Linked DNA regions of Mus musculus: all the other regions are linked to region 1. A link is a contact called in ENCODE Hi-C or POLR2A ChIA-PET data. All regions are on one chromosome and are shown on one strand. Each heading gives the region's core, a stretch centred on a gene start or an enhancer-like site at or near the end of the contact. The rest is flanking DNA. Distances are from core to core; before and after follow the strand shown. Region 1 holds the start of Gm32914 (a long non-coding RNA gene). Region 2 overlaps Itpr2 (inositol 1,4,5-triphosphate receptor 2). Region 3 overlaps Itpr2 (inositol 1,4,5-triphosphate receptor 2). Region 4 holds the start of Itpr2 (inositol 1,4,5-triphosphate receptor 2).

The links. Hi-C counts contacts between places; a loop is a spot of excess contacts on that map. ChIA-PET counts read pairs that join two places held with the same protein, here RNA polymerase II (POLR2A).
Region 2: a map of T-helper 1 cell shows a loop between it and region 1 (2.9-fold over the local background). The contact joins two enhancer-like sites. A Hi-C loop is called at or near these places in 3 of 37 maps with a recorded cell type or tissue (T-helper 1 cell, T-helper 17 cell and regulatory T cell).
Region 3: a map of T-helper 17 cell shows a loop between it and region 1 (4-fold over the local background). The contact joins two enhancer-like sites. A Hi-C loop is called at or near these places in 4 of 37 maps with a recorded cell type or tissue (T-helper 1 cell, T-helper 17 cell and T-helper 2 cell). POLR2A ChIA-PET finds 5 or more read pairs at or near these places in 1 of 5 experiments (Patski).
Region 4: a map of T-helper 17 cell shows a loop between it and region 1 (3-fold over the local background). The contact joins the promoter of Itpr2 here to the enhancer-like site in region 1. A Hi-C loop is called at or near these places in 2 of 37 maps with a recorded cell type or tissue (T-helper 17 cell and T-helper 2 cell).

The regions. Positions count from the first base shown.
Region 1 is chr6:146,008,445-146,015,686 of GRCm38, reverse strand. The region is part of intron 2 of Gm32838 (a long non-coding RNA gene); the gene reads right to left. Gm32914 (a long non-coding RNA gene) reads left to right here and starts at 1,583. Exons shown (of 4, transcript XR_869600.1): 1 at 1,583-2,541. Within about 2 kb of position 5,571, at least 1 of the 3 ENCODE cell types and tissues checked has a DNase peak (open chromatin) inside an H3K27ac peak, as active enhancers do.
Region 2 is chr6:146,404,985-146,412,295 of GRCm38, reverse strand. It overlaps Itpr2 (inositol 1,4,5-triphosphate receptor 2), which reads left to right. Exons shown (of 57, transcript NM_019923.4): 10 at 6,494-6,538. Among named protein-coding and RNA genes, the nearest start is that of Itpr2, 94 kb to the left of the region's middle. Within about 2 kb of position 2,240, at least 1 of the 3 ENCODE cell types and tissues checked has a DNase peak (open chromatin) inside an H3K27ac peak, as active enhancers do.
Region 3 is chr6:146,266,443-146,273,000 of GRCm38, reverse strand. All of the region lies in intron 37 of Itpr2 (inositol 1,4,5-triphosphate receptor 2), which reads left to right. Among named protein-coding and RNA genes, the nearest start is that of Gm35596, 50 kb to the right of the region's middle. Within about 2 kb of position 2,665, at least 1 of the 3 ENCODE cell types and tissues checked has a DNase peak (open chromatin) inside an H3K27ac peak, as active enhancers do.
Region 4 is chr6:146,499,334-146,506,086 of GRCm38, reverse strand. It overlaps Itpr2 (inositol 1,4,5-triphosphate receptor 2), which reads left to right and starts at 3,864. Exons shown (of 57, transcript NM_019923.4): 1 at 3,864-4,300. The coding sequence starts at 4,209.

The DNA of each region.
Region 1 (7,242 bases), core at 4,322-6,821:
TAGCTGTCCTCTGTGCTTCTGTGGGTCTGCTGTTTCCACCTTCCAACTCGCTCCAGGAACTCTACAACGATGAGTTATGGGGCCATGATCCATTTTTAGCTTATGTTATATACTGAGCCAGCCCAGTTGTGAATGGAGCTCAGTCTATTTCTTGGTCTCTATCACTGGATCATAAGGGAGTCTCAAACAGTCGTATGTACAAATTGAGGGATGGGGTGTGACCCGCCACAGTGATGACACAAGAGCCCAAGTCACCAGCTTTGTGGCTTACTTGTCCCTTGGTCCTTGCTTTAGGCCCCTTTTAGAAGCCCCCCTTCCATCTCACAATGGCGTGTGGTTAGGCCAATCAGAGTGTATGTTTCATTGAGTTATTCGGCCAGGGCCCCAATCCTGAGGGACAGCTTTGGCCATTAGCTCACTTTCTGCCTCATCTCCCCTGTCAGTAGGATTCAGCATGCTGGTTTTTGAGTGGCATACAAGTCCCTGCTGCATGTGCCATGGCCGTGCTAGAGGCCTGTGGGTTCTTCTCTGTGGTCACCTGACTATTCTTGTTTCAGACACCCAGTGACCACTCTGCTTATCAGAGCTGTCTCCCATATCACAGGGTCTTCTTGTCCAAATAGAAGGGGAGCCTGTATCTTGGTCAGGCCTGGTCCATATCCCTTCCTTGCTCTGGGCCCTTCTTAGAGCTAAAAGTCCATAATTGGCTGTTATATCATCCAATACCAATGATTGAAATGTTATATTATAGTGTTCTCCAGTGCAGTCAGAGGCTCCACTCTGCTGTCTGTCGACTGTATCAGTGTGCAGTGGCCACTGACACTCATCAGAATATCTGATTGGTTTGCTCTCATTTGCTGTTTTACATTTTGATGAGTTAGATGGGAATATGCCGGGACAACTGGCCCTGCATTCTTCAGATTGTTACCAACAGCCTGAATAGACACTCCTTTCCTGCAGTAACTCCGTGTATCGTCCTTCTCTATGGTGCCTCCCACTCCAAAGACAAGCACAGCAATGTGCATGCTTTGAAATGAAGATCCTTAAAGAGATAGATGGGGTAACAGCAAAGGCATATGAACAAACTGAGGAAGTGTGTTCCAGAATTTTCCACTTCTGTTCCTGAACACTCTTGCCACCCTAGTCCCATGACTGCGGTCATCAGATGGCCCGCTACTTTTCCTGCTTTATTGTCCCACTTGCATAATCCACCCAACAGAGCATGATTTTCTTTCCAAATATAACTCAAATGCAAGTCACTTCTCTGTTGAAACCCTCTTGTGTTGGCTGGTGCTTCTTGTCACGTTGCCACAAACCTATACTATCTGGGAAAAGGGAGTCTTACCTGAGAATACACCTCCATAAGACTGGCCTGTAGGCAAGCCTGTGGGGTTTTTATTTTGGTTATTGATGGATGTGGGAGGGTTCATCTCACAGTGGACAGGACCCCTGGGAGGTGGTCCTGAATGCTATACAAAAGCAGGCCAGGCAGGCCATAGGAGAAAGCCAGTAAACGGTACTCCTCTGCTTCAGTTCCTGCCTCCAGATTCCTGCCTCGAGTTCTAATCCTGACTTCCCTCAGTGAGCACTGTGATCTGAAACTAACCCTTTCCTCCTCAAGTTGCTTTTGGTCATGGTATTTCCGAGATGGAATCCTAACACTGTTCCCAGTTTTCTATAGCAGGTACAGATCCAAATTCTCTACTATCACTCTCTGGTGTCTCTGGTCAGTGGGAGCTTGCTACCACCTGCTCATATCTCAAGAACTAGGAAGTATAGAGTGATGCTGACAGGGTTGGGGGCTGTGACCTGTGAGGTCCCACCTCCTAAAGGCTAACACCCTCCAGTAGCAGCACCACCAAATGGGAACTGAGGATTTGAACCTATGAGCATGAGCTCTGTACAGCAAACCCTAACAGCTTTCCCTGTTTTCCTTCCAGGTTTCTACTTGGCATACCCTGTTTACTCAGAGTTACGTGACAGGTTTTCTTGTCCCACTGTCTTGAGTTGAAAGTATCGTCTCTCACTGACCACATGCTTCACGCACTCGTGAAATGGGGACCACATATGGTCATGAAGCTAAAGTTTCAGCATCATAGGCCAATGGGCCCCAGATCTAAATCTAGTTTATCAATGCTATCTGGGCAGGAAGTAGACTCCTAGCTCCTTCTCTTTGACCTCAAATCAAGAATTCTTGTTGAATTAAGTGATAAAAGCCAGCACCTGTGTTTTACTTAGCTTCACCTATGCCTTTAGTCAGCTTTTTAAAATTTCAAATGTTCTCTGAAAATATCTTCTCCATAAGTGTCCCTGTCAAGTGTTTTTTTTAGACCCAAAAATTCTGCCCTTTCTGTTTTCTGTTTGCAGTAGCCAGATTTCCCATGTACATGTGTGGCCATGAAGGAACCCTCGAACACACAGGCCAATAATTTCTCTGTTTCCATTTTTCTATAGGCCAGGAATCTTTTCATCAGACATATGGAAATGTTTATACCTCTTCTGATGGAGTCTCAGCCTCACAGCCAGAGCCACAAGTGACAGGTGAGCCTGGTCTCTTAGAGCCTTTAAATTTTTCTATGAAAAAAAAAAAAAGCAAGTTTTTACAAGATTGGGCACATCCTCTCCCACTGAGAGAAGGGTCACTCTTTCAGAGGTGAAAAGGGAGGGAGAGAGGGAAAAACTCTGCAAGCAGAGACTGGGAGCAGGGCAGCATTTGGGATATAAATAAATAAAATAATTAATTAAAAAAACTGAAAAAAAAAGTCATATCTGGGAGTGGTCATGACCTGTATCCCAGCACTGGGGAAGTAGAGTCAGATGATCAAAGGAAGGGTTCTGACACAAGGTCACAGTCACCTGAGCTGCTGGCTGACACCCTGCCTCAAAACGACAAAGGTGTTTAAAAACATACAAACAAAAACCCCAAAACAAAAAGGCCAGGTCCTTCAAAGGGTAGAAAGCCAGATCCACGTCTCTTGTTCTGCACAGCACTCGCTGGAAGACCCTAAACTCTGAAACCGCCAGAGGAAGGTACAGGGCAGCCATTCCAGCTTTCCGAAAATGACTCAGGCCACACAAAACTGACATGTGGGGTTGCATGAAATTCAAAACCCTCTGCACAGGAAAGGAAATAACGGGGAGTGTCCAGACAGCTAGACACAGAGAACATTCCTTGCCGACTGTGTGTCTGACAAGAGGCTCATCCCTAGGCGTATAAAGAACCCCAAACCTCCAAATATTCCCACCAGTAAACAGACTAACAGCTCTCAGAAGGAGGCATATAAACCAAAGAGAGACATTTGAAGAAAAAAAGAAAAAGGATCAACACTTTTATCCATTAGGGAAATAAAATAACACCAAAGAATAGCGCAAAAGTTATTGGCCAGGTACATCGTCCTCTACCTTTCCGTGGTGACTAGAGAGGAAACCTCATCATTGCCAGCAGAAGGGGGTTTGACACCGTGCTGCCCGTACAGCCACAGAATCTGCCTTTCATCCTAAGAGCAATTTTAGGCTTTAAGTCAGAAACCTCTTAATCCTATTAAAGAAATGTACAAAAAAAAAAAAAATGAGGAAAAGCATCAGAAGAGAGTGTGAAGCCAGGCTAAGTAACACCTCTAACAATCAAAGCCACAGCAGGGGTTGGTGGACCTTCCTGTTCCCAAGCTGATGGCCCCTCAATGGCCTCACCACCTTGGAAGTGGTCTTAGAATCACAGCCAAGTTCTCAGGGCCCAGGAAGAGAAAAGAAAGCTAGTTACAAGTCTCCCACCTGTCCAGTTGTGCTGCCCACCATATTGGCTGTGGGTGGGGCTCCTTCCACAGGATAAGAAGACTTGAGCCCTAGTGGGTAATGCTGGCAGTGTCGACCTGTTCCTGACAGGCTCCAAAGAACTTGCTTCTTCTCCTGGGCTTGGAGATGGTGGCTCAGTGGGTAAGAGCACTTGCTCTTCAAGCACAGTGACGTGAGTTCAAATCGCAGCACCCTTGTGAGGATCTGGATGTGACTGCACTGTGCCTTGTAGCACTGGTATCAGAAAGGTGGAGATGGGTCAACTCTGAGAGCTTGCTGGCCGCTGGCCAGTCAGCCTAGCTAAAAATATGGTCTTCTGGTCCAGTGAGAGACTCTATCTTAAGGGGATAAGGTTAAGAGCAATAGAGGAAGACACCTGATGGTGCACAGGGTACACGAACCTACACACTCATGTACATATATCATATACACCACAGAAAAGAAAAAAAAAAACAAAACACTTGCTTCTCCATGTCTACCTATTTGGCTGGGAGACAAACAGAGGCAGGGGAGGAAAGGGGGAGAGGGAGTACACTGTATAGGGATGTACATATACATATATGGAGGGAGGGGGTGACCATGCATGTGTGGGCCATGTGTAACCATGCACTGTATAGAAATGACCACGCATTTGTACACCTGCATTGAATCAGAACTCAGCTGGCATTTCCCAGGTGCTGCGCACCTTAGGGCTTTTACTTGCTGTTGCTATTGTTTGAGATTGGGGCTCTCATGAGTCTGAGTCCACTGGTTAGGCTGGGCTAGCTGGAGAGTGAGCCCCAGGGATCCACCTCCTTCTGCCTCCGCATCTCTGGGATTACAAGTGTGTGCCACCACACCCAGCTTTTCAACGTGAGTTCTGGGAGACTGAACTTGGGTCCTCGTGCTTGCGATACACTGGGCCACAGCAGCTTGGACTTCTGACCTCAGCTCTGGGATGTCACTGGCTTTGTTCTTGCTGTCCTGATTCCAGGACTACATCTATACACAACACAGCTCTGCTTCTTTTTCTTCCTGGCACCCACAAAGGTCTCCATCTCACCTCAGACACTCATTAACACAGGTGTCTGGGGCTTCCCTAGAAATGATGTGGCTTTTGCTGCTCCTACTGGGCAGAGCCTGCTGTGGCCTTCCCAGAAAAGCCTCTCTCCTTTGTCCTTACAGGGCCTGAATTGGCCTAGTTCTGGGAAGCTGCCCAGTGGGAACCAACCTTGTTTGCAGTCCTTGTCTGTGTTTGGCATAGGGGAGCCTTTCCTCAAGGGACAGCCTGTACCTGAGCTGACTCAAGCCGAAAGGGTGGCCTGGCCTTCCTTTTCCAGATCTGTGGTTTGATAGTATTCCCGACCCAACCACAGTTGCCTTGGCAGCAGGCAGTCCCTGAGGCCTGCCGGGAAAATTCCATACTCCGATTTGGCACCTGTTCCTGGTAGCAGACAGGCCTGGACTGCTAGGGAAGAATGCAGACATGATAAGTTAGATACTGAACTGGTTGGGGCAATGGCAGTCCTTGCAGACAAAAGGAGCCCGAGAAGCTGAGTGAGAGAAATGGCTTCTTGTTGCTCCCGTGTGGGCAGTAAATCCCTGCCCTCCCCAGGATTGCCCTGGTCTGGCAGGATGGAGCACAGATGATCCCCGATGGCCTACGTGCCAGCCACAAGCCACGCTTGAACACTGCTAGTTCAGCCTCCACAGAGAATCCCTTCTCCGGGGATGAGAGCTGCTGTTCCAAACCCCAGTGAACTGGAACGCATCCACCCTGCAGTGCTCTGTGGCTGGCTGAATCGGGATGTTGGCCTGTGTGTGTGGGAAATGTCGCCCGTTTCTCTGAAATCTGAGTATAAAAAGCCATGTGACCATACAGGAGCTATAGTTCTAAAAACGTTCACTGCCTTGTGCTTGATACCCTCAGTTCCTTGGGGTGGCAAGCAAGCTTCTGTCTTAATGATAGTCTAGCATAAAATAATACAAATCGTTGATTTCTGTTTTAGCCTGCTCATTCCAAATGGCTGGTTCGGAACAGGTGAGAGATGAAGGTGAGAAGAGACAGAAATAATACTCCACGACTGTCTCTTTGGCTCTGGGGACATCTCCTAAGAGGTCAACGCTCCTCCTTGTGCTTTGGAGCGTGTGTGTGTGTGTGTGTGTGTGTGTGTGTGTGTGTGTCCGTGTCCCATGCTGGGAGCTGGGAAGCGGGTCCAGTCTCCTGCAGCTGCGGTGCCCAGCCGAGCAGAGAGGGAACAGCGGGAGGTGCAGGCAGGCATAAGCTTTGGTAAACTGTTGTTGACATTACATTTTATCCACAACTAAAAACCACCTTTGAAGGAATGAAATAAAGCAAAATAAACAAAACAAAGAGAGGGAATAGTGAGAGAACCCTGTTTTCTTTACTGGGAGGAGAATGGAGAAGGAAAAGGATAAGGACCCACAGAGCCCTCAGGCATCCCATGGGAGATGACAGCCACTGCCCTCCCCAAGGCATGCTGAAAGCACCAGCCTCTCAGAGCAGAAGGGAGGGTTCCTAGTTGGCACCTGAGAGGTTTCCAGGGCAAGCATCCTGACCAAGGAGTGCTGCTGTGAACAGAAAGGACAGCCAGGAGTATGCCCAACAACACTGCAGACAACCCAAGTGGCCAGGCTTCTATGCCATCTCAGAGTCCTTGAACTACAAGGCAGGGGTCCCAAGCCTCACCGGGAAAAGGTTCTAAGTGTCTTGCAAATGGGAAAATCCTTATAATGAGTATGCATAGAAAAGGCATGAAGTCATATCACCCCAAAGAGGCAGAGATGGGGAACTAGCAGAAGTGAAATAAGCCCCCAGCCAGCACCCTTTGATGGTGACTATGGCTATAAAAACTTCAGAAGCCCACAGAGGGAGAGAGAGCAAAGGCCTCAGAGGGCAAAGACAATAGACATGCTGTGAGTCTGGCATGCCTTCACCTGGCCTCACATGGCTCTCATGGTAAGTAGAGGCTGGAAGATGGCTGTGTGCTTGCTGATAGTGGGTTGTGTGCCCAGATACCCTGTGACTCACCTGCAGAAGGCACTCACCACACTCCCATCTGCTACCCCTGCTCTCCGCCTCCAAACAGAGCTGGCAGCTGGAGATGGCCCAGGGACTGTCACTTTCCCTCCCTTTTCCACCCCACCTATCAGAAGTGACTCAGTTCCCATCAGTAACCCCTAGCTGTCCTGTGGCTTGAAGAACACTCACTCCTGTGTTAGCCAGCTAGGGCTGCTATGATGAATCCTCCCAACGGGTACTTCCAACAATAGAAACGTATTTTCCCACTGTGGAAGCCCACAGCCAGAGAGTGAGATCCACCACCAGGGGTGGTATGCAGAAAGCAACCTCTCAACACCATGCTGCTTGGCTGTGTGCCCAGATCCATGGAGACCAGCCGAACTGGATTAGAAACCTCCTTATCAATCTCGTTTAGCCTTAGAGCCCTC
Region 2 (7,311 bases), core at 991-3,490, 400 kb before region 1:
TTCTGTTCACAGAAAAGGGGATCTAGTGTCAGAGAGTCTGTGTTTTCCTTAAAGTTAAAATAAACAACCCTTAAACAAAACCCAATTATAACAACCAGAGCTGGCCTTGAACTGCTGTACTGATGCAGTCTGCCAGAGGTTCTGACAGTATCTGCAGATGTTTGATTGACACAGTTGTGAGAGGGACTGGACATCAAGAATGGCTAGCACAGAGGGCTACCTTCTCCTCCCTGACAGAATTATCTAGTCCAAAACACAGAGGCCAAGAAGCCTTGATCCTCACTAATCTGAAATTTCGAGGTCACTTACTGAATGCCTACTATGTGGAAGCGCTGACCTGGTTTGGTGCTGGGGGCACAGGTGTTAAGGTGTGGTTACTGTCCTCAGGTTCCTGCGGTCCCCATGGGAACCATGTAACACACCACTGAGCTGCGGGCTCTTACCGTTTGATGGCTTCCATCATGCATCAGTGCACATGCTAAAACCAGTAAATTTAAAGAAGGCAACTTTAAACTAAGAACAGAAAAGAGAAAGAAACCCTACAGTGTTATGATCACAGTTCCCAGGCACAACCCGTTAAACCAGCATTCAGCTATGAAGTTAAGTCATTCAGAAGAACACGATGAGCTTATGATTGTTGTAGAAACAGAGTCCAAGGCAAGCAGAGCACTTCCTGTGGGGCTTCAGCAAGCGATTGTGCACCGAGCATGCGCAGTGGGGCTTCTGCAAGCGCTTGTACACCGAGCATGCGCAGTGGGGCTTCAGCAAGCGATTGTACACCGAGCATGCACAGTTGTAAGCCACTGAAGACCAGGCTCTACATTATGGTGAATGTAGAAAGCATCAACGCTTAGGACAGCACTGGAGGATACACGTGGGTTTTATTCTGCAAGACCATGAGTAGCCGAGGTTAAAAGATGCCCTTCCTCAGCATGAGGAGACTCGCCACACAGTGTTAGAAGATGCAGATTAACTTTCCAGAAACATAGAGGGCCAGAAAACCAGGGTTGAAATGTAGAAATAAGCATTTAATTACAGGACGGGTAATTCAGACATTTGGACTTTATGTGATTGCAGACTTGTCACCTGTCTCTCTGTAATGTCACTTCCTTGGGACACATGAGTTAGTCAGTCAAGGTGAAGGTGGCAGATGCGGACTGTACAACTGTGCAGACGCTGTGACTTAGAGACCTTAAGTTCGGGACCGTGCCTGTGGGAGAGAAAACAACGTCATCTGAGGAACGGCTAACACAGCCTTGGAACCAATCCTGCCCCGTGGGAAGGGCAACACTCGGGCATCTCTGCTCCCCATTCACTGCTTCAGACATTTCCACACTGTGGAGCTCAGTCACTAAAGCAACAACTTGGTATTTCTTTCCAAAGCAAGACAAAGCAAAGAATGTAAAATAATTTTGTTAAAGATTTCACATGGCCTTTGGCTTGGCAAGCCAGGGTCTCATTTTGTTTGGACTCGAACTTGCTATTTTTCAGAGACTGGCTTTGAACTCCTGATACTCCTGCCTCACCTTCCAAGTGCGTGCCGCCACACCTGGCTGTCATATTTCCTTCTAGAGTAGCTTACTTGGGAGTTGGGGAGAGCTCAGTGAATAAGCTGCTTGCCTTGAAAGCACGGGGTTCTTGCCATTCGGGACTTACCTGAGAAGGGCCAGGCGTGGGGGCCTGTGCTTGTAATCCTACCATTGGGTAAATGGAGACAGGCTCTGTGGCCAGCCAGCCTAGCCCATCAGGAGGGCTCTAAGCCAGTGAAATACAGTGTCAATTAAAAAAAGAAGTGAGTGATGTACACCACACACACACACACACACACACACACACACACACCCCAGTGAAGAAAATGGGCTCGCTTATTTGTTTGTAACTAGGTCAAGCGTCCACTAGATGGCACTAAACCCCTACTTCCTAACTCCAATACTCCTAGGAACAGTTAATAAAAAAAACCACTAAAGTGCTGGAAGAGGACAGTCTTGGCGTCCCATGCTCTGAGAGTGAGGAGGCAGGAGGCCAGGATTGTCTGCAGCAGCAGCAGCTGTAAAGTTGAGTCTGAGGCCCACATAGAAGACACTTTCTAGAAAAAAAATAAATAAAAAGAAAAGAAACAAACACCAACTAAAACAAAACCCCAAAAGCAAAACAACAGCAGCTAGCTAGGGAAATGGCTCAGCTGGGAGATTGCTTAAGCAGATGACGGCTATCCCTGGGACCTGCAGTGTGGTTGGCGCTCCTCGCTCAGGTTGCCAAAGGGTCTGGTGCCCTCTTCTGGTCTCTACAAGTACTGCACCTGCATTCAGGAACCCACTTGTGCCCCCACCTTCACCCCCACCCCCAAAGGACTAGAAAGCAAGACTATGAGCGTGAATCATGGGCTTCTGTGATTTCAGTCTGTTTCCTTCTGTTGTGTGAGTGTAAGACTGCTGGCATCCTGCATCTGACTCGGTACAGTTAGCGAGACTCTTGTGGCGACCTGACTTTCTCTTCTGCACACTGCACTTTAATTGTGTGTTTTGATGAAGGCTACCTGTCGATATTGCCAGTAACCACTACATTCTCTCATCCACTCTCTCCACCTTGTGGACCCTGAATTTGATCTTGGCTATCTCACGGTCTTATAAATGCATGAAATATTCTTAGAACTCGGGTCATTTCCCCACAGTGACACCTCTCCTCCCCGGTTATAGGCATCACAACTTGGGAATCAAGATAAGCATATCTTTCCATGGCAGTTTCTACACTTAGATGCTGATGACTGTAAACATATAAGACTGATGTAAACATCATTCATTTAACAGCCTCTTTCGTGCGGCATGATCTTCCCTTTAGCTTAAAAGCCTCTGAGGTCCCGGGAAATCTTTCCTTCAGCATAAGAGCCTATCTGTGGAGTCGTTCTGTTTTGGCTCACACCTTTCTGTTTGCTGGAGGCAGGAGAGGAGATGTTGCAGTCTCTTGGGGTGTGGCTTGCATTCCTCAGACCTGTCACACATGGCTCTGTGTGACATTCCCGTCAGTAGCCCACATCTCATCTGTGAAGAATTAAGGATTAAGAACATTTCTCAGAAGGGGAATTGTGAAGTTAAATGAATGAACTCTCAAAAGCATTTTTAAAGAAACATCACACAAGAGGTTCTGCAAACTCAAATTAGTCCTACTTCTCTTACTTGTGGTGATCTCTCTCCCTTATCTCCTGATTAAAATTCAACCTGCCCTTTAATGGTTTCCTTGAACACCAGGAATAATTATTTTTTTTAATTTTATGCATATGAGTATACTGTACTGTATGTATGTCACTGTTTTCAGACACACCAGAAGAGGTCATCAGATCCCATTACAGATGGTTTGAGCCCCCATGTGGTTGCTGGGAACTGAACTCAGGACCTCTGGAAGAGCAGTCAATGTTCTTAACCACTAAGCCATCTCTCCAGCCTTCAGGAATAATTCTTATATAAATTAGCTCATCACAGATCACTCCATCCCTCCTGTGACCTATGTTATTTACAAATTATTCATTTCTTTCTCCTAGCTCTGGTCAAATTCTGCTTTGTAGTATAGCTGACCTTATTTATGTCTTATTTTCCTTCTGAGGTCACAGGGTTGGTGGCCAGGGATAGGAGTCTTGCCTAAAATAGCACAGGCCACAAAGTTTTCTCCTTAAAGATGCTCTGTTAGTGTTTATTACAAAAGTTCTCTCTCTCTCTCCACCATGCCTGACTTACAATTCAGTTTTTTTCTTTTTTTTTCTTTTTTTTCTTGTATTTTCTTCAATTACATTTCCAATGCTATCCCAAAAGCCCCCCCCCCCCCCACTCCTCTACCCACCCATTCCCATTTTTTGGCCCTGGCATTCCCCTGTACTGGGGCATATAACGTTTGCCTGACCAATGGGCCTCTCTTTCCAGTGATGGCCGACTAGGTCATCTTTTGATACATATGCAGCTAGAGTCAAGAGCTCCGGGGTACTGGTTAGTTCATAATGTTGTTCCTCCGATAGGGTTGCAGATCTCTTTAGCTCCTTGGATACTTTCTCTAGCTCCTCCATTGGGGGCCCTGACAATTCAGTTTTTTAGCATCATGAAATATTTTCCTTTAAAGTCCTAAAATATCCAGGAACTGCCTTAGCACAACTTTTTCTTCCTTCTTTAGCAACATTCTTCTTTATGCATCATTCACTAATTACTTTGATAACTACGGCTGTTACTATATTTGGGGAAGAGACAAAGTAGTAGACTTTGAGGTGTGCATAATTTATTGTTTACAGCTAATGTCTGTGAATGCATGTGGCTGTAAGTTTATTTGGGTGTTTTTCTTTCTCTCTAGTAGTAACTTTTCTCACAGCCATGACACAATACTATCAACAGCAACAGAAGAAGAAATGGCTTATTTTGCTACAGTTGCAGGCTATGGGCCATCTTGGTGGGGACGACAAGGTGGCAGGGCTCTGAGGCAGTCACCCCGAGGAGCAGAGCCAGATGGATGCTGGTGCCGATCTCAGTTTGTCTTTTTATTCAGCCTGGAGCTCTTCAGTCTGTGAGATGTTGTTGCTCCATTCAGGACTGTCTTCCCTCCTCAGTAAACCTCTCTGATTGTAAACCCAGTCAGGCCCACAGTGACGGCCCATGTCATCTTTTTTCCTCCCTCCCTTTTTAACATTATTAGTTTGTGCTTTGCTGACTGATGGAGATGACTGGCAAGCAGACAAAGACAGGGATGTGTGACTTTTACCCACACAGACCTGTGGACATCATGGGTCTCCATAGGCTTGTGGCTCAGTCTCACATGTCCACAGATCTGGGGCTCAGTCAGACTTCAAAGACTTGGGACTCAGTTATGCATTTCCATAGTTTTGGGCTCAGCCATAGGCTTCACAGACTGGGGGCTCCATCATAGAGTTTCCCCCTCATTTTGTAGACAAGGACTCCCAGTTCTCTGGGACTGGATGACTTTTCCCAAGGCCCGAAGCTTTAAAATAAAAGGCCTGGGTGCTCTTGATAGGGTTTAGAGTGTGGCATGGTCTGTGGTAGAACATGGGCAGCACCGCCAAGGGCAGAAGCTGTTTTGTGTTGGGCTTGGTTGGGTGGATTCTCGTTTCTGTTTACATCCTGCTTATGTGTGAGCCATGGCTCTGAGCTTGGATTTACTATTACCTGGAACTAAGTATTCTAATTCATCAAATGTAACCCTTTGATACAGCTTTAGATACAGTCTGGCTAACTTTGCATTGGTTACATTTCTGTTACTAGATAAGATACTCCAACACAGGCAGCTTAAGGAAAGAAGGTTTATTCTGGTTTACCTGTTTCTGGCTACATTCCATCATGGCAAGGATGTCACAGTGGCAGGAGCTCACTATGGCTGGCCACATCCACAGTTCAAAACAGCTTGCTTCTTAGTTTTAGGTGGTCCAGGATCAAGACCCAGCAATGTTGTCTCTTACTTTAGTGGACTCTTCTCCGCCACACTGGCGAGGTCAGAGGCTAAACTAACCTGGGTAATCCCTCACAGGTGTGCCCAAAGGCTTGCGAGTCCGGATTCTGCCAAGTTGTGGATCACTACTGACCCACAGATTATATACATATATATATATATATATATAATATAAATGTAATATATTTATATAATATATGTTAATAGATAAATAAATGTAAAATAAAAATATATATCTGTGATGGGATTTATGTATAGTACATAATGGCTATACATAATTATAATATAAGGAATATAAGAAACAAACAAGAGTACAAAGCCAAAGCCCACGTGACCATGTGTCACAGCGCAGATGACACCACAGACGACAGCTCCTCTCTCCCTCAGCCCAGCTCTCTTCCACCATTTTCAGATAAATGAGCTCTGAGTGAAGCCACATGGTGGGTGGATTATGGTTTTGTTTTGTATTTTTATTTCTCTAGTACAATACTTCAGTTGTCGTTCTAAGTCCTCAGTGGCAGGGCAGCTGGCTGTTTGTCATGAAGCTCTGTTGACTCTTCTTCATAGCAGAGTGCTGTCCCTATGTTCTCATGAAGTGTGGTTCCAGTGGGCATGCCACCTGTGGCTTCTTCTCCTCTCCCCATGTCTCGTAGTGGTTCCTAGAAAACCCCCTGCCTCCATCTGCCCCTCTGCCTTGTGCCCTGTTACATTCTGAGCGTTGCATCATCTCTGATCATGAATCTATTGGTCTATCAAACCTGCTTGGCCAACCACACTTTGGTAAATTCTTTGGGTCTGGGTTCCAGGTCAGTAGTGGGATCACTGGAGGAATCTTCTTTGTGTGTGTGGTATTTAAGCATGTTCACAGTGTATGTGTGTGTGTGTGTGTGTGTGTATGGGGGGGGGGGAAGAGGGAGAGACAAGGTGCATGCTGGGATTGATCTCAGATCATCCAGCTTTCAGTGATGCTTTATCCATTGGGACATCTTATGGGCCCAGGTTCAGCACATTCTTACTGGCACTTTTAATTTAAAACAAATTTTGCTTTGTTTTTCAGCTTAATCCTGACTATCGAGATGCTCAAAATGAAGGAAAAAATGTGGTGAGTAGACTTTCCTGTCAGTTTGTCCCAAATGTTCCACATCTTATTTTATACGAATAAATCAAAAGACATTTTACTAACAAGCTTGAAGACTAGGACCCCATTCTTAATTGAAGGAATGGTCAGAGAAGCATGTGGGCTCAGATGCTATCCCCATCCCTGCCAGCAGGGGGCGCTAAGGGAATTCCTGCCTCTTGAAGGCTGGTTATTGCAAGACGCCGAGGCTTCTGGGAAATAGGCTATGGTAGGTCTATGTTCAGTTTCCAGAAGTACATGGAAGTACTATCTAAAAGGGGGGCGGGCAGTGAAATGGTTCTTGGGTGTTTCCGGAGGGTCTGAACTCTGTTCCCCAAACCCATATGGTAGAAGGAGAAAACCAACTCACAAGAGTTGGACTTTACATGTCTGTTGTGGCATCTGTCCCCCACATCCATGCACATCCATGCACATACATACATGAAAACTAAATGTAATAGGAAGTTATAAAGAGGGCTGGAGGGGTAGCTCATGATACAGGGTTTACATGTGAGGCTGTAGGTTCAGTCCTCAGTACTGGGGGACAAGTTGCTTCTAGGAAGGCACCCATCAAACCTTCCCACTGTGTGGCTTAATTACAGCTCTGCTCTGCTTCCTGCATGGACGGTGGCCATGCAGCTGGCTGTGTGGGTTGAGCAGAGTGGGTGGACACAGAAAATGCAGCTTCACGGAGCGGTTAGGAAGCAGGATTCTGTGCTAAGCAGTAGACTCAGGGTGACATCCCTTCTCACTAATCA
Region 3 (6,558 bases), core at 1,416-3,915, 260 kb before region 1:
CCGTGGAAGAGGACTGTAGCTGTCCAGACCGGAACTTCTGAGATGTATTTGAGATATATCTGATCAAGGATAACTTTGTATGTCTGTCATAAAACCCAAACTAAAATGTATCAGACAGAAGGTATAGAAGAGAGGGCGTGGAGACCTGGGCTTTGGAAAGCTTTGGTGATGGGCAGGCCATAGGGACTTGAGGATGCTGCTCTCTTGCTGGTCCCTGTCTTCATGGCTCACCTCCTGGTAGCAATATTTACATTGAAATCTTTTGAAAATCACTTACTATAGTGGGTGCTGTGGAGGAGGACAACTTTGTGAGTGAGGCTGGATTAAGCTTAGGTTTGAACCAGGCTTACTTGCCTATCTTGTCAGGCCTGGATTCATTTTTTAAGCATAAATTATTTGCACAAACTAATAGCATTATTTGTGACATACTTCTGAGTGTCTATAACATATTTTGGTTGCTCCAACTTCAACACCTGTGTATATGGCCTCCCTGCCTCCTTAGATGTCAGTGGGCAGACCATAGAGCAGGGCTACAATTGAGATGCAATATCACAAGTTACCAGTAGGCGTCACTGTTCCATAAATGATGTCTCTTGGAGTAGCTGAGTACAAACCTTTAAATTATATAAATGTTTTCATTTCTTCTCATTGATACTTTGAATTCTCACTATATAATTTTAAATATTCAAGCCAGGTGAGATCAAAACTGTTTCTACCTAAATCTAGTTCAGGTTTTATTCAGAATTCTAGTCATTGGTGTTATTTTAAACAACTCTTCCCCTGTTTAATTTTAGCTACTGTAATATTAAATCGCTTCCTTCGGTATTACTTTGGTATTTAATAAAGACATAGGTGCATCTTGGAATCCTGAAAAACACATGTTTGTCACTTCTTCTGTGTGTTTGTGGGTAGTCTCTGCTTTCTCTTCATGTGTCAAGTTCATACCATCGCAGGTTGCCTGCCAAGCTCTTGTTTTTGAAAATAGCAGGCACACATTGATTGCTTTATACCTGGGTTCAGGATCTTTGTATGTAGATAGACTTTTTTTTTAGAATGAGAATTCGAATACAGAAAAGGATAGGTGTCCATTTGGCATTCAGTGCTTTTTCACTAGGGCCCAGCATTAGCATAAGAGAAGGCCTGGGGGTGCGTAGATGCTCAGTCACATTCACCACACTCATGTGAGCTCAGCGTTAACAGAGTAGCATCACCAGGAAACTAGATATACTCATGATATCTCATGATAGTGCGTGTTCTGTCCAAGCGCTGGGAACAAACCATGTGTGTCTGGAGTTAGTTGTTCCTTGGGGCTCACATTTGGAGAAACACTTATGATTGACAATTGGTTATACTTACTATAACATCTTAAATAAATTATCCCAATGTAGCCACAATCTAAAAGTTTATTTGAAAGGGCAGGGGGAGAGTTGTACAGTGTACATTTGACACCTGCTTTTGCTGTGGCTTGTGGTGACTTCTGTCCTGATATGATCTGTATACAGTGTGATCACTTTTAAAAAAGACCTCTCCCTACTGGTAGGCAGGAAACCGTGTCTTGTGTTCACTGCCAAGAAAGTCCCCAGGCACATGACAACACATGTGTACACTGCATATCAGAGCTGCAGGGTGTGGTTGGAGGAGACACGGACGGCTGAGCCACTGAGGCGGCTCTGCCAGCAGCAGCCTGTGGTTATGTAACTCCTGCAGTGTCTGGCGCTGTGCTTCACTGGAGACAAGTCACGTGCTGTGCAATGCCATTGCCTGAAATTCAGTTGCTCTGAAGGATCCGTGAGTCTGCGTGAGAGAAGCTTTGGCCGCTCTGTACTAGAAAGCAGATGTTGATCGGCTGCACATAACTGATGAGTGTGCACACTAATTCCAGCAAGGACATTTGCTGTCTGTCTGTCTGTATCTCATTATGCTCCTGAAGAGAGAAAATTAAGTATTATGTAATACGGACAAATAATGAAGTGGAGGGAAGCAACTCAGTCCTCCTCACTAGAAAAACTTGTCCCACATCACTTAAAAATATTTTTATGATGATTCAGCAATTAATGCAACAACAACAACAACTATTCCTACTACTACTACAAAAGTAACATACTGGACATTATTTTTGGGAATTTGTGTAGGTAGCAACCAGTATTTTCCCCCAATGCGTGGTCTATGAAGGAAAAAGGAAATTTGCAAATTTTAAGGAACATTAGTGAGAAAAAATTAAATTATGAGTTCAAGTGGACTTTTCTTTTTAAAAGATTTTTATTTTATCTTTGTTTGTGTATGTGCATCTGCATATGCAGGTATCCACATGGGCCGTGGAGGGTGCCAGACCCTTGGGGCCTTTGTCCTTGTGGGGCCATCTTTCCGGCTCTTCAGATAACCTAGAAGGTTATCTGAAGTTAGAAACTTTGGGCAGATTTTACTTTCTTTGTGAGAGTTGTGGAATTGGGACCAGTCAGAAATTCACCCTTATTATATGGCTGAGACTTCAGATTGCATCTCTCAGAAGGAGATCTGGAGTCTGCAGGAAGGCAGCGGTCGGTCGGTGTAGGGAGAGAGGCTGAGGGTTCATTTATCTTCCCTGGGGCCTCACAGAGAACCCAGAATACAGCCAACTTGGGCTCAGCTCTCCTGACCGCCTCTGGCTTCCTGCCTGCAGGATTTCAGCAGTCAGACCGATGCTAATGGCTGTGAGTAGAAATCAAAGGCCCTGAAGCCCAGACTCAGTCCACTCTGCTGTGTCAACAGGGATTAGCTGTTCAGTTCTGTGATTTTGGGTAGGTTCCTCTTAAACTGTAACAAAACCAATGTTGTTCATTTTTTTCCCTCTTGCAAAAGGTCTTTTTATTTTTCTCTTATTCGTTAAAACCTCCGGATGGGAGTTTGTTGAAATCCCCATTTTTATTCCAACCTTATCGTACATATGTGGATTCTGCGTGTTGTTTTCTAACACACTCAAAATGAGATTATAACAATCAGCTCTTTCATAGATGATCTGACTTAGGCGGGACATTCGACACACGTGTGTGATTTACTTTCCTGTCAGCAGAATGCATGTTTGTAGGAGGCATGATCGTTCCACTGGACCAAAGGGTAGCAGGGCAGGGTTAGGCTGCTAGTGGTGATGGGATATGGGTTTCAAACAGACCATTGAGTGTTTCACATGTCTGTGCAAGTGGTCCACACCAACAGTGTGCGAGCGGTTCACACCCACGGCTGCAATTTAGGGCAATGCTGATTAATTATCCTTGGGATGCGGGTCCCAGGAGGTCTGCTTTTGATTTAATTTATCTAATATTCATGTGCATGTGTCTGGTGCACATGTGTGTATATGCATGTTTGCATGTGTGTGGTGGACTCAGGCTTGCATGGGTGCATGCGGAGGCTGGAGGTTGATATCAGGAATCATCCCAGCTGCTCTTTCATACCAGACACAGGTTTCTCAGCCAGACCCGGAGCTCTCCCGAAAAGGCTAGTGTCTCTCAGCTTGTCCTGGGGGTCCCCTCTGCCTTCTGAGGTTGTAGTTACAGCTCACCTGCCACACTTGTCTTCCCGAAAGAGTCTAGGAATCCAAACTCCAGCCCTTACACTTGCATAGAGCACACACTAGCTGCCTAGACAACTCCCCAGCCCCAGCGATGCTCCCTAGGTGGCTGTGATGTGAGACTCATGTCTACTTCCTGTCTAATATTCTCACCTTCAGGGACAGCATCTCCACACCTCTATTTATGCTGTGCTTCTGATGTGGATGGATATGTTTGGCCCTCCTGTGGGTTCTACAGAGTGAAAACATTTAAAAGAAAAATTGAACCAAATAGTACTTTTTTTTATTATTTTTTATTCCATAAAGAATGTAGAATAGGGATTGGAGAGATGGGTCACTGGTTAAGAGTACTTGTTTTTGCAGAGGACTGTGGTTTAGTTCCCAGCACCCACATGGAGGCTCACAACTGCCTTTAACTCTAATTCCAGGGGATCCAACTCTTTTTCTGACTTCTGCATGTTCCTGTATACACATGTGTGCTCACATACACGCATACACACACACACACACACACACACACACAATAATAACTCAGAGACAATTTCAAGTTTACCAGTGAATATATGTACGTTATATGCAAAGACCATGCTGTTAGGCCTCCAATGCAGGTATGCACACACACACACACATATACAGCATGAGTGTGCGTGTGTGTGCACATGTGCTTATGCCGCTCATCTTATATATTTAACCAAACTACACATAACTTATCCTTGTTGTTTCTTGGCAAAAGCATAGTAGAAAATATCTCTAGTCAAGACAATCATAAGCTATTCTGCGGCTAACACAGTGCTGGTGTTCTTTAATAGCTGAATGGCATGTGCTATAAAAAGGCTAGCTAGCCTCCAGGTCTGCAATCGAGACTCTCAGTATAACTTTGTTAATGAGCTGGTGATGGAAGGGCAGCTTGTTATCCTCAGCTACTGTGGTTTTCCTCTTACATCTTTACGCAGCAATAAAGGAGCTGGCTGTCCTGCATCCTTCAATTGAGTCTGGCTTTTTGTTTATTTCTTTTCTTGGCTTTATTTAAATGATAATGCAGATCCAATAAATGGCTTTGGCCAGGACTACCTAAGTCTCCTTCTTTCTTTTTTCTTTCCTTTTTTTAAAAATTAAAATTGGTTATTGTATTTATTTACATTTCAAATGTTTTCTCCCTCCCCAATTTCCCCTCTGCACCCCCCCATCCTTCCTCTTCCCCCTTCCCTTGCCTCTATGAGGGTGCTCCTCCACCCACTTACCCACTCCTGCCTCACTGCTTTAGCGTTCCCCTACACTGGGGGCATCAAGCCTTCACAGGACCACGGGCCTCCTCTCCCATTGATGCCAGATAAGGTCATCCTCTGCTACATATGCAGCTGGAGCCATGGGTCCCTCCATTTGTACTCTTTGGTTGATGGTTAATTCCCTGGGAGCTCTAGGTGTTTGGTTGGTTGATATTGCTGTTCTTCCTATGAGGTTGCAATACTCTTCAGCTTCTTCAGTTCTTTCCTGATTCTTCCATTGGGGTCACTGGGCTTAGTCAGATGGTTGACTGCAAGCATCCGCATCTGTATTGGGCAGATGCTGGCAGAGCCTCTCAGGGGGCAGTTATACCAGGCTTCTGTCAGCAAGCACTTCTTGGCATCAGCAATAGTGTTGGGGTTTGGTGTCTGCAGATGGGATGGATCCAAAGGTGGGGCAGTCTCTGGATAGCCTTTCCTTATATTCACCATCCCCCATACTTTGTTGGCAAATGATTATCTTGTTTTGCTTCCAATATTTATATTAGAGGCGGCTATTGAGAAAGCAAAATTAAATCTGTGTTTCATGACTCCCCAGCATCATGAATTAAACTTTGTGAGTATTGCAGAGGGATCTGCATACAAGGAATGAGCTTTAAAATGGTCGTAGTTAATACCAGGGCCTATGGAGTTACTTTGCACAAATGTACTTTTTCCTGAGAGTGTGCCCACAATGGTGCCCCTAGCACACGACAACAAAGGGTTTGAGTGGCAGCCACTAAGGTATATATATATATATATATATATATATATATATATATATATATATATAAATTTCAACTTTGGTATTTGTACCACATAATAAATAAAGAGCAAACCTTAGGGTCACAAGTCCCTTCTGGTCAGTGCCAGCACCGGGTCACCTCGGGCGCGGAGTTGGCAGACACCCCTAAAGTCCCTAGAGGACTCTCCACACGATCTTAGGACCTCTGGTGAGTGGAACACAACTTCTGTTTCAATCCAATCGTGCGGGACCTGAGACAGCATTAGGGAAGCAGAAAACTGGCCTGACTAGGGTCACAAGTCCCTTCCGGTTGGCTAGAGTATCTAGTCACCTTGTGTGTGGAGTTGGCAGCACCCCCACGGTCCCTAGAAGACTCTCCACGTGATCTTAGGACCACTGACCAGACAGCCCCACGCTCCTCAAAGGAGACACCATTTTCAAATACTGTAACCTGCCCAGGATCTTTGACAACAGAATCCCAGGATAAAAGGAGCTTGGTCACACCAGTATTTCAGGGTCTCAGAGGAACTTGACTGCCAAGAACTCTGACACACCCAGAATCTCAGGTTCACAGGAGCCCACAAGCAAAGGATCACAGAGAAAGCTGGACTCTGAGGAGTCCTGAATCAACTGGGATTATAGGAAGGACAGGCTCCAATCAGATATATTGAGGACAGCAAATACTTGACATAATCAGATGGCAGGAGGCAAGCATAAGAACAGAAGCAACAGAAACCAAGGTTACTTGGCATCATCAGAACCAAACTCTCTCACCATAACAAGTCCTGGATACACCATCACACCAGAAAAGCAAGACATGGATCTAAAGTCACTTCTTATGATGATGATGGAGGACTTTAAGAAGGAAATACAGGAAAACACAGGTAAACAGCTAGAAGCCTTTAAAGAGGAAACACAAAAATGCCTTAGAGAGTTACAGAAAAACAATACCAAACAGGAGATGGAATTGAACAAAACCATCCAGGATCTAAAAAGGGAAATAGAAA
Region 4 (6,753 bases), core at 2,615-5,114, 490 kb before region 1:
TGTGAGCCTGCACTCGTGACTGTATATGTGTGTGCATGTGTATGTAAGCATGTGTATATGTGTGTGCATGCACGTGTGTATATGCTTATATGTGTATATGTGTGTATGTACATGTATGTGTGCACACGTGTATTTGCATGTGTATGTATGTACATTCATGTGTATATATATATGTGTATGCACATGTGTGTGCACATGTGTATGCATGTATGTATAAGCATCTGTGCATGTGTGCATATATGTATGTGTACATGTATGATTATGTGTGTATGTATGTGTATATGTGGTATATGTATATGTGCGTATGTATGTACATGCATGTGTGTATGTGCATTTATGTGCGTGTGTTAGGTGTTCAACTTTCACTCTGCTTTCATTCTGAGTCTTATGTAAAGTCCTACAGATGCACCACTGGAAAAGTCTAGTATCAGGTACTCCTAGTCAGAAAAACAGATTGATGCCAAATGTGGGCTTAAAGGTCAGGAAATAGTTTAGACAGCATTTTTGACAGAAAAATCCGAATTTCTGCTGCCTTGTGATTGGCCCTTATTTCTGGAATTTTCCCCAGGTAAATAGATTGCTTCTTATAGGCCACATTACATGAGTTCTAGCTTTGGATCGTGTACCAAAGAATGAACAAGGGTAATATTATTTGGATGACAGATGGTTGTGTTTCCCTGAGGTTAGAGTGTTCTGGGGTGCACAGGCCACCTATTGTGTAGCATTCTGACTGGAAAATTTTAACCTGATCCAACTGGGAAAATATCAGGTAAACAACAGTGAGGGATGGACTAAGAAATAAGTTAACTGTATTTTTCAAGTATAAAAATGTTACAAAAGATATCATATAGCCGAAGATTGAGGATTGTCACAATTAAAAGAACTTAGGAACATGTGAATGAACTATATGACCCTGGACAGGAATCTGTCCTGGGATGGACAACTGGCCACACTGGAATAAAGACAGCTTAGATAAAAGTTTATACCAGTATCAAATTTCTTAGACACTTGAATTTTGTTCCTTAATACTGCATGAGAGACTCGCAGTAATGACAGGTAAATCGTCATGATATTTGCTATCTACATCAAAAGATCCTGAAGATGTGTGTGTGTGTGAATATGTGTATGAGTGTGTGCATGTATGTGTAGTGTGTGTATGTATGTATGTGTGAGTGTGTGTGTTTGTGTGTGAGTGTATGTGAGCGTGTGTATGTGTGTGAGTGTGTATATGTTTGAGTGTGTAGTGTGTGTGAAGACAGCCATAAAACTTGTGATAAATTATAAATATTGATGAATGCACTGTATTATTTTGAAAAAGTCTTTCACAAATTTGAGATTATTAAAACAACAACAAAGAACAGGTAATTCCTCAGTGAGGCCTTTGCCTTTGTCAAGGTTTGCTTGAACCCCGTGTCCTGGGCCCTGCCCTTATCTACCCATGTGGTGGGTGAATCTTCATTGTCAACTTGACTACATTTGGAGTTGCCTAGGAGGCACACCCCTGGGCATGTGTGGGTGTTTTCAGAGATGATTAACTGTGGAGGGAAGACCCATTCTAAATGTGACTCTATTCTATGGGACGGGGGTCTCAGGCTGAATAAAGGGGGGGGGGTGAACAGGACAGATACCTGAGCTCATTTGTCTGTTTCCTTACAGTAGATGTAACAGCTGCCCTGGGTTCCTGCCGCCATGCCTTCCTTCAAACCCCAAGGGAAAGCAAACCTTCTCTCTTTAAGTTGCTTTTCCCAGGTGTTTCATCACTGCAACGAGAAAACTTACTAATGCACTGTCCTCTTCCAGAGTGATGACAACCCTCAGCTCAGACCTGTTGGGGTTGGTTCTAATGCTACTTGTAATTAATACAAATTTAATACACAGGAACCGGTATGTATACCTGTAAGAGACTGAAGGTTCCTGCCCCCAGTTGGCTTTGATTGGTGAAAGAAAGAGCTGCCAGCGGCCAACAGCTGGGCAGGGAGACAGAGGCGGGACTTTTAGATTTCCTGGGCAAAGGAGAATGGGAAGAAGAAGGAGGAGAGTCACCATGATGGAGAAGCAGAGAGATCAGATTAAGAGCTGCAGGAGAAAAAGCATCCAGGCATGTAAGAGTCAGAGAAGCAGCCCCAGGCAAGGGAAGGTATTGAGAGGTACCTCGGGATGATGGCGTCTTACCCTAGGTAACTGGACTCCTGTCCTGGGACTCTTGGTTTTAGGGGGCCCTACTCTGGGTTGAGGCTGGTCTCACAAGAAGCCAGAACTTGGGAACCCAGCTTGGCACGTTATCTGTTTGTCAGGAGAAACAGTCACACACCCATTTTGTTCCTGTTGGCCTGACTTTGTATAAGAAAACCTTCCAGGTTTAGGCCAGCAATTGTTGAGCATCCATTGGGCCATCTCAGAACACAACTTCCAATGCTCTGGATAGCAGATGCCTCCATCCCAGACCCATCTTGTTTCACCTAGAGATTTTATAACTCAGAGCCCATCCCTTGTTTCCCAACACCAATATGAACGTAGACAGGACAACTCCTAATGGGCACCTCTCACCTACTAAGTCACCAGATCTGTGGGCTGGTGATGTGGCTCAGTTGGTGGGAGGGAGAGGAAAAGGAAGAGAGGCATTGGAAATGAGAATACACTGCTTCTACACAAGGTGGGGTTTGTCCCACACCAAGACTCGAGACTGGCATTTCCTTTCTGTTCCTTGCTGTCTAAAACCTTTCCATCCCAGGCATCTTTGAATTGGAAGGCAAAACTCCCCTAAACTCTGATTTTGGTCAGCTGTGGTTTGATCACGGCATTCGCCTCTTCAGTATCTTCCACAGGGTAGGACCAAACATTTCTAAAACAGTACTCTAGAGGTGGACTGACACACAACAGAGGGGTTGCTCCCACTCATGTCCTGCCTCCAGTTTTATTTATTATAACCTTGTGTGTGTGTGTGTGGGGGGGGGGTTACAAAGGCTGTCACCGGTTCCTGGAGATGGAACCCAGTTACCCTCACTTGTGAGCCCTCACTGCCATCGCTGACCCACCCACTGACGGTCACCAGGGTGGTCACCATAGCAGCTGCAGCTGCTGGATCCTTTTATCCAGTCATGAACTTAAGAAAAACAGGATCCAAGAACAGCTCCACAGGAGTGTTTCCTCCTTTCCTCTTCTCTTCATTTGTGTCTTCTTCAACCCTTTCCTCCCTCTCAATTAACTTTTCCACTCAAAACATACATCCACTCAGACTCCAGCTTTTACGGTCAGGATTCTCCAGGCCTCTGCGTGGTGGTGCGAACACCACAGCGTTTCACCCACCCTACTCCCACCCCCTCCCACCCCCATCGCCTGCGGGCTCCTACTCTCAGCTGGACTGTCACCGGCGCGCCAAGTTCCAAGCAGCGTGGTTGCTCTGCGCCCTCTTCCAGTCGGCGTCCCTCAAGGCCGGTTCCATCTGAACCCTCGTGTCGGCAGTTTTCCTCCAAACCCCTCTAAGTCCCTTGCCTTTTGCAAATAGGGATTGTCTCTGCGCGCTCCGGGTCGTCCTGTCTACGCTGGCTGCACTGCACCCCTTCCCAGCCCGCATCTGGAAAGTCCTGGGTCTCTCCTGGGTCCTTGGGGTCGTCTTCCCTCCCCTCCCGGAGTCACTCCAGACTGTCGCTGCTGGTCTCGGGGCTGCCCCTCCAAGATCACCCTGAGCCAGAACCAATGCCCCCGGCTGAGTCCCCGTTACCCCCGCAGCGCCGCCCAGCGTGGCTCCCACGCCTCTGTCCTGGCCGCTTCGGGGTGGCCCGTCCCCCGAGAACTGGCCCCGCCCCGGCCCCGCTCCGCCCCTGGCCGCCCAGGCTTGATTGGCCACGCGCCCCCCTCCCCGGGGCTTCTCCCCGCCCTCTCGGTCCGTGGGCACCGCCACCTGGTCTAAAGAGTCCCCCAAGGGGACCTAGAGGCTCCGCTCAGGCCGGGAGCGAACTGTGGGGACGCAGAGGGCTCGCGGGCCAGGGAGGAGGAGCGAAGGTGTAGGACAGAACTTCGCCAGGAACAGGAAACCTACTGCTGGGCAGGGGCGGCGACGGCGGCGCGGGGCCATCGCAGTGTCCCCAGCGGTGGCCTCGCTGCCGCTCCTCGAGCAGAGCTGCTTGGACCCCTCTGACCCAGCGGGCCTGAGCTCACCCTTGCGTGCAGCGGAGACAGCAGGGACAGCCACAGGAGCGTGAAGCAGCATGTCTGACAAAATGTCCAGCTTCCTCTACATTGGGGACATCGTGTCCCTGTACGCGGAGGGCTCGGTCAATGGCTTCATCAGCACCCTGGGGTAAGCAGGACGTGCTTTGAGCAGCGCCAGCCAACTCGGGTCCCTGTCCCTCTGGCGCGCGGCTTGTCTGGGGTCTGCGCCTGGGACAGCCCCGGGTCCCCTAGGTCTCAGCGCGCAGGAAGCCGCGAGCGCTTCTCAGCAACTTCATAATCTCCAACCCGAGACACATCCGAGAAGAGGAAGTGGTTCGCACGCCCCAGACAGGCCCTGCGAGCCTGCCTTCCCTGCCTTGTTTTGATTAAAATGTGTGTTTTCTCCTCATCTTCCCTATGGCCCGTTCTCAGCGCGCGGCTGGAAAGAAGGGTGGGTTGAAGTCCCAGGCTTTGGCCATGAAAGTAGGCGATGTGCACCGCGCAAATGTGGCTTTGTCCTGCTGGAGGAGATTACCAGCCCCTCTTCGCTGAAGTAATTTCCTTTTGGCCTTGCCAAAGGAGGACTCACTCCTCAGGCTTTGCCAAAACTGGCCTCCTGGGCAGCCAGGGTTCTAGAACTCAGCTATTCTCTCTCCCTGTCCATCCCCTTCGCCCAGTGAAAGGAGTTCAGCCTACTGCAAGGCCCTTGTGATTCGAGTTTGTATATGAACTGGGGAAATACTGATGTATATCATACAGAAAAGCAGCGTGTTAGTTAGGTTAGGACCATTTCTGGTTTCTAGAAAATTCCTTCATGGTGTTCGCGCTGGTGAACAGTTAATTGCACTCTATGATATATTTTAGTGCACAGGTAGTTTTTGGTTACTTCACAGGACTTGCCTCAGACTGTCTTATCTGAGGAGATTGAGGCTGGTGACTGCTCTCAGCTGTTAGGTATTGGAGTCCTGTCCCCCGGGCTGTGAGGGAGAGAGCCTTTCTGTGACTGTGTTGCGTGCCCAGTGCCTTCTCTGGAGGACACCAGTGGCTCCACAGTTCCTGTTCTTTGTTCATTTCCCCACAGATTGTGGGAAGGAAGGTTTAATTGAATATCTTTTCCATGTTATTTGCTCCTGAGATTGAAGTGTGAAAGAAGTACTTAGTCCAAGTGTTTCTGCTTGATCCAGTTGTTTCTGAAAGAATTCACAGTCCAAGTCTAGTCTGGGTCCAGGATAGTGCTTCATTGATGAATCCTGTCAAACTTGGTAGGCATGAAAGGTGTCACCATTTAGCAGCTAAAAGGAGGGGCTCTAGAAACAGAAGGTTTGTGCTGGGATCCCCACCCTTTGGTTTGCAAACCTTATGACCCTGGGCAGGTTATGAAATCTATCTGGGCTACATCTCCTGAGTTTAAAAATGGAACTCACAGTGGTTTCTGCATAGGGGTGTGGGGAGGAAAGAGGTAAGAGAGGCAAAGTGCTTACCACGGCAAAGCCGTAATGACTACATTCATAAGTTAATTAGCTGATGCAGTAATTATCACCACCCAGACCAGGCAAGAGTTCAAGGGTCACTTGCAAGGTCGAATGTGGATAGCGTACAAAGCAAACACTGGAAGGGCTGAGGAGGTCAGCTCCACAGTAGGCATCGTTGGGACCAGGAGATGGGGACCAAGAGAAGTGACCGACTCAAGGAACAGAGGGTATTTGTGTCCAAAGCCAGGACTCTACTCCTGCCTCAGACGCCCCGCCAAGTGTGTCCTGTTCTGCTTTCAATAATAACTGTAGACACAGAAAACCAGCATGAATGGCTGTTGCTGTGGTGTGCTCGGTGGCAATCAAAAGTGCTTATTGTAGTCTGTGTTTCTCGGTGGTGATTTGATAGTGGAGTTTCCTTAGGATGTGTTTGCAGACTGTGTCATTCCCTGTTCGTGAAGTAATAATGTTAAGATGACCGCAAGGCAGAGTTCAAGTTGTAGAGTCTTGAACATGCTACCCTGGGTGGAGCTTGGCACTTTGATTGGATATTTGTTTTCTGAAATAGACTTCTCAGGGGTTCCAATAGCTTATAGAACTTCAGAGGTCATGCGTGTGATTGCCCTCACGCCCAAATCAACAGGTTTTCCAAGGCTGGTTACAGTCGTTGCTGACCCCCCTGATACATTTTCTTGCCCTTGGTGAATGTTGTTCAAAGGGCCTTTCACGGGTTGGAGGTTCCAAACCCAGGCAGGTGGTCCCAGGCAGGTGATCCTAGGCAGGTGGTCCCAGGCAGGTGGTCCCAGGCAGGTGGTCCCAGGCAGGTGGTCCCAGGCAGGTGGTCCCAGGCAGGTGGTCCCAGGCAGGTGGTCCCAGGCAGGTGGTCCCAGGAAGGTGGTCCTAGGCTCTATAAGAACACAGGCTGAGAAACCCATGGAGAGCAAGTCAGACAGCAGCTCTTCTTTACTCTGCTTCAGTTCCTGCCTCTAGGCTTCTGCCCAGAGCGCTTGACCTGATGATGTCTTGAGTTCATCCATGACTCTGTAGCCTATAAGGCTAAATAAACCCAAGTAGCTTTTTGATTAGTGTTTTATCACAGTATCAGAAAAGCAAGCTAAGATAGAGGCTT